Regions from separate parts of the Homo sapiens genome. Here region 2 is linked to region 1. The links are chromatin loops, found by intact Hi-C in ENCODE. Cell type or tissue: IMR-90. All regions are shown on one strand. Each heading gives the region's core, and the rest is flanking DNA. Links, peaks and the distances in the headings are about the cores only.

What was found. A loop is a pair of places that touch in the nucleus more often than their neighbours do. Peaks named below come from ENCODE experiments on the same cell type or tissue, not always from the same donor. Only the 100,000 strongest peaks of a DNase experiment are listed, where the experiment ranks them.
Region 2: it touches region 1 in a loop (26-fold over the local background); 8 of 110 quality-filtered maps call a loop at or near these places.

What each region holds. Positions count from the first base shown.
Region 1 is chr4:20,686,638-20,689,546 of GRCh38, forward strand. No RefSeq gene overlaps it. Among named protein-coding and RNA genes, the nearest start is that of PACRGL, 12 kb to the right of the region's middle. In IMR-90, for the core only: no CTCF peak of the experiment used is centred there; a DNase peak (open chromatin) is centred at 1,474.
Region 2 is chr4:20,251,740-20,254,648 of GRCh38, forward strand. It overlaps SLIT2 (slit guidance ligand 2), which reads left to right and starts at 166. Exons shown (of 37, transcript NM_004787.4): 1 at 166-2,255. The coding sequence starts at 2,077. RefSeq lists enhancers at 1,282-2,080, 2,081-2,879. In IMR-90, for the core only: no CTCF peak of the experiment used is centred there; no DNase peak of the experiment used is centred there; H3K4me3 peaks cover 2,500 bases; H3K27me3 peaks cover 1,884 bases.

The sequences.
Region 1 (2,909 bases), core at 241-2,740:
AGCTTTTAGGGTCTCTCGGTAAATGGGCTATGATAACGCACCCAAGTGTCAAGTATGTTTTCTCCAACATCCAAAGAGGCCTACTAGGTGTTGTATCTCTTTTTTTGGTTGTAAGAGAGGACAGATGCAATGTGTCTTCACCTATCTCAACATGCCCTACACCACTGGATCCCTAGAAATTTGACTGCGGTGGAGGTACTTCAATTCTGGTCAGATTTATTTTCCACATTCTGACATGTAAATGTCTTCTCAATAAATATAGAGTAGTTGTTACTTCTTGCTCATTAGGTCCAATCATCATAATATCATCAGTGCAAATAACCAGTGTAACTCGTTATGGAAGGAAAAGACTATCTGACTCTCCATCAATTAAATTATGATGTATGGCAGGAGAGCTGATACACCCCTGAAGTGGGACAGTAAAGGTGTGTTGCTGGCTTTGTCAGATGAAAGCAAACTGCTTCACCTAGTCTTCACAAATGGGTATTGAGCATAAAAGCATTTGCCAGATCAATAGTTGCATACCAGGTACCAGGGAATGTGTTAATTTTCCCAAGCAATGAAACCACACCTGGTACAGTAGCTGTGACTGAAGTCACCACCTAGTTTAGCTTTATGAAAATCCACTGTGCTTCTCCCAGTTTTATCAATTTTCTACACTGGTCAAATAGGTGAGTTGAGTGGAAATGGGATGGCAGTTACCACTTCCATATAATTTAAGTGCTTGTTGTTGGCATTTATCACTGATACCCTTCTAGGCATGTGATGCTGCTTTTGACCTATTATTTTCCTAGGTAAAGATTGTTCTAGTGGTTTTCCCTTGGCCTTTTCTACTACTTTTTTTGCCCTCACTTCACAGGCCAGGGAATGAATGTGAAAATTCTGCCAGTTTCTGAGAATGTCTATTTAAATTATGCATCCCAGAAATGGGGAAATAATCACAGCATGGGTTCAGGGACTCACTGGAGCCACTGTGGGATAGATCTGAGCTAAAACTCCATTGATCACCTGACCTTCATAAGCCCCTATACCAACTGGTAGACCACAGTGACATTTTGGTCTCCTGGACCTAGTGCCAATGTTTGCCAACTCCTATGCTAAAAAAAAAAAAAAATCCAGGGTAGACACATTTGTTCCTTTAAATTATGATTCCTTGTTGCTTAAAGGCTAACATAAAATTATACCCATTTATGCCTTCTTTTTTATAAACTGTGTTTGACAGTCATCTGTCTTGCCCCATGACTTGCTCTGACCAGTGTGGCATTAGCAAACATGGCAAAAGAAGAGCTTGTGAAGGGCTTTAAGACATTGGTGCTCATCCTCTTGGAACATTCCTTCTTGGAAGGAGGCTGGACTACCCTTAGATCACCATGCTGTAAGGAAACCCAAGCTCATCATGTGAAGCATGGAAGGGCACTAAGACAAGTAGCTTTCAGCTAGATGCAGCCAAGTGAAAATCCCTAGCCAACGCTGTGTGGAAAGAAACCACATAGCAAGCTCAGCCCAAATTCCTGACCCATGGATCATGAAAAGTAATAAATCGCCATTGCTTTAAGCCACTAAGTTCTAGGGTGGTTTACTGTATGTAACAAGTAGATGAAACACGTTTTCTTTAGAGTTTTCCATATTAGTTTTCTAATCATTAGTTTTTCAACTGCTGTCTTAATTTTTCTTATCAATTCATTGTAGATTGTGGGCAAATTGTGGATACTTTCTGGGCTTCATTTGTCTGAACTTTGAAATAAGGGATCTCTGCTATTTGGCCCCTGAGTATATCTTTCAACTCTAAGAGATGAAGTATGGAAGGTAAATATTATTTTTAATACACATTGTTTTAGAACATATCAAGTAATTTATTTGGATGATATGTTTTCTTCATCTTTCCCTTTATAATAACTGGCTTTGAGAAACCATACAATTAACTTTATAAATTTCCAAATAGTTACAGGCTTTCTGTAATTAGGACTTACAATGGCATACTCAGTTATAAGAGAATTCCTTTTTACCATATGGGATAGGATAAGATAAGAAATACTCAAATGGAAAATATCTCTGATCAACCTCTTGAGTATTTTAAAACTTAAGCTACATAGTAAAGTGCTTTAAAACCCCACCATAAAAAACTAATTAAAATTCTTCTATCTGAATACAAAACTTCATGTTTGTGTTAAAAATTAAAACAATGCAGAAGTATAGAAAGAATAAAATTAATCTTTCCCCTGCTGTCTATTACACTCTTCAGAAGAAAGCGCTGTTTTAAACATTTCTCTAGACTCCTAGGTAGCACTAGATAGGTTAGATGCATTCATAGATAGACAAGTGGGGATGGATAGGGGCAGACACATGGATACTTAGGTAAATAGATATGTCTATATTTGTATGTTTATATATAAAAATATACATCTATTTTAGTTTAGTTTTAATTTGATTTACAAATAGAAGTCCAATCCATATGCATCACTCTACAACTTCCTTTTTTTCTCTCTTATTTATTTATTTATTTATTTATTTATTTATTTATTTATTATTTTTTTGAGACAGAGTCTTGCTCTGTCGCCCAGGCTGGAGTGCAGTGGCGCAATCTGGGCTCACTGCAAGCTCTGCCTCCCAGGTTCACGCCATTCTCCTGCCTCAGCCTCCTGAGTAGCTGGGACTACAGGCGCCCACCACCATGCCCAGCTAATTTTTTGTATTTTTAGTAGAGACAGGGTTTCACTGTGTTAGCCAGGATGGTCTCGATCTCCTGACCTCTTAATCCACCTGCCTCGGCCTCCCAAAGTGCTGGGATTACAGGCGTGAGCCACTGCAACGGGCCCTTTTTTTCTCTCTTAAAACAGATCGTGGACATCAATGAAACCAATACATTCATCTCTCATTTATTCTTTTTAATAGATGTGTAATGCTTAATA
Region 2 (2,909 bases), core at 260-2,759, 430 kb before region 1:
GCCGCCTCCGCCCAGCGCTGGCAGCCCCGGCCTCACCTCTCCCCTCTCCCCAGCGAGGTGCGGGCTCCCAGAGCGGAGCCAGGGGGCGGGCCTGGGCCTCGAGGGGCGGGGTCAGGGGGCGGAGGCTCGGGCGGCTATATAAGGCCCGCGCCGGCTCAACTTCGGACTTGGTGTTATTTATTTGGGAAGCGCCCGGACGGCGGAGCTTGGCGGCGGCGGTGGTGGTGGCTGCCGCAGACTGTGGTTAAAAAAAAGAAGGCGGCGGCGGCGGCGGCGGCGGAGGCGGAGGCAGCTGCGAGGCATGGGAGCGCCGAAGCGCCCAGGCGCAGGCCGAAGCTGCCGCGCTTTCTGGGCACGGCGGGAGTGCTGAGCAGAAAGGGGAGCGCCGGGGGCCCGCAGCCGGCTCCGGAGGCGCGGGCCGGGTTTTTGTTTGGCTACGCTGAGCGCCAGTCAGCCCCAGCGAACAACTCCAGTTACGACAACAACCCACCTTCCTTCCAGACAAGCGAGACTTGGGCTGCTGCGTCCGTCCTATTGTTTAGACACTTGCCAGGGGCTCCGGAGTCGGCAGAGCCACCGAGTCCCCGCTCTGAGTCGTCGCCCTCCCTCTCCCCGACCTCGCTCCCTGGAGCGGGAGGCCAGGAAAGCAGCGGGAGAGGGGAAGGGGCTAGAAGGAGAAGGACTACCCGGGACTGCGGCCGCCGCGTCAGGTGCAGCGCCAGGAGCCGGGCGGCGTCGCCACGCCGGCAGGGGTACCGCCACTGTGGCCTTGGGGGACGGAATTCAAAGCCTGGGAAAAGTTGCTGCACTTTGAGAAGGACGAACCACTAGTGGGAGACCGCCGGGGGCCGGCCGTGGCTCTGCGCCCTCCGGAACCCGGCTCTTGTTTCTTCTACCTTTGCCATCAGGTGTCTGCCGCGGAGCTGCGGCTTATCTGGGAGACGAGCGGGGTTGACACGCGCGCACACACTACTGCCATTCAGCTGCCGCCTGGCTCTGCCTGGAGTAGTGGATCCCACCCGCCCACCTGCCACCGAGCCATTCTCCAGTACGCCCCAGCAGGACGCTGACACCTCCAACCTTGGCCTTTGCCTTTCCACTCCTTCCGGTCTGCCTGGTTTTTAAGTCCGCCCCCAGTCAGTCCCCACTCAGTCTTCGCAGCAGCTCTCATCCTCCACTTGGCCTCTTGGAGTTCCTCGCCGGAGTGCTGACTAGTGGATATTTCTGCCCGGCTGCGGCGGCCCGACTGCCCTTTTGTCTTTTCTGCGTGACCTCGGGGCAGGTCCTGGTGCAGAGCGTCGCCAAGGACGCCGAGCGGGAGGCGGGATTGCCCAGACATCCTTCAGCGAAGTGCATGTGTGTTTGTAAACCATCGTTGGCTGTCGGGAGACCGCGAGGACCGGTCCAGGCTGCGGCGGAGTCGAGGGCGAGGGAGAGGCCGCGTGAGTGAGCAGAGTCCAGAGCCGTGCGCCCCCAGAACTGCGCGTCCGCCCCGTGCACCCCCGCGCGCCATGCCCAGTTGCCCCGCGCGCTCTGCTACGGGCCCGCTGGGCTTCCGCGCCTTCTAGCTTCCGGAGCCCACTTTGATCGGGGCCATAATACCTATTGAGATCCCCTCTTCTGTCTTGTACCTTCGCCACTGGCATCGGATTTGCAGAAGCGTGCGTGGGATCAGAGGACCGCCCTCCCCACAACAACCGGCCCCTGCATCTTAGCAGCCGTTGGAAGCCCCAGCTCTTTTACCGCCAAGTTCATCCTTGGGAGACAGAAGACGCGTGATCTCCTCTCCGCTGCTCTTGGGGTCTCCTTGCAGCCCTGGCCAGGCGGATTCATCCTCAGGACCTAAAGTTGCCCAAGGAGCTCCTGCTCTGCCAGAGGAGGGTGGAGAGGGCGGTGGGAGGCGTGTGCCTGAGTGGGCTCTACTGCCTTGTTCCATATTATTTGGTGCACATTTTCCCTGGCACTCTGGGTTGCTAGCCCCGCCGGGCACTGGGCCTCAGACACTGCGCGGTTCCCTCGGAGCAGCAAGCTAAAGAAAGCCCCCAGTGCCGGCGAGGAAGGAGGCGGCGGGGAAAGATGCGCGGCGTTGGCTGGCAGATGCTGTCCCTGTCGCTGGGGTTAGTGCTGGCGATCCTGAACAAGGTGGCACCGCAGGCGTGCCCGGCGCAGTGCTCTTGCTCGGGCAGCACAGTGGACTGTCACGGGCTGGCGCTGCGCAGCGTGCCCAGGAATATCCCCCGCAACACCGAGAGACTGTGAGTATGCGCTCTTCGTCTTCCCCTCTCCCCATCCGGGCCGCGCACCCCTGCCTCCACTGGAGGAACCTGTCAGCTCAGGGTCCTGTGCCTGGGGCAGCCCTCGCTAGCTCTCCCCCATGCACATCCTGGGGTTGAGCTCTCCGGGAGGGCACTGGCCAGGGAAGGGCCTCTGTCCAAGGAGGGGCGGGTCCGCTGGCAGCTGCGCTAGTTCTCCCTCCCCTGCTCTCGTCCCGCCACTCGCAGCTCCTTGCTGGCTAGTTCTCTGGGGCTGGGGAGCGGGTAGATAGGGGACAAGTACTGGAGGATGCCCGGGGCAAGTGAGACGCCACTTTGTTCTCCAGAGTCCATAAACGGAGTCACCTTGCGATTGCCAGCATCCAGGTCGGTTTCAGAGCCCAGTCCTCGCTCTTGTCGCAGGCTGGCGCGGAGGGGATAGCAGGGAGACTCAAAAGAGAGAAACTTGCCTTCCCCGATTTTTTGTCACCCTCCTGGGGGCGAAGGTTAGGAAGAAGGGGTCATGGAGTGCCTGGGGGTGCTTCTCACAGGTCGCGGGGAGAAGGGTGCCCCAGGACGGCGACACCTCGCATAGTAGCCTCGCGCAGCCCCCCGCCCCCCACTTCTCCGGGGAGGGGAAGACGGCGTCAGGCCCCT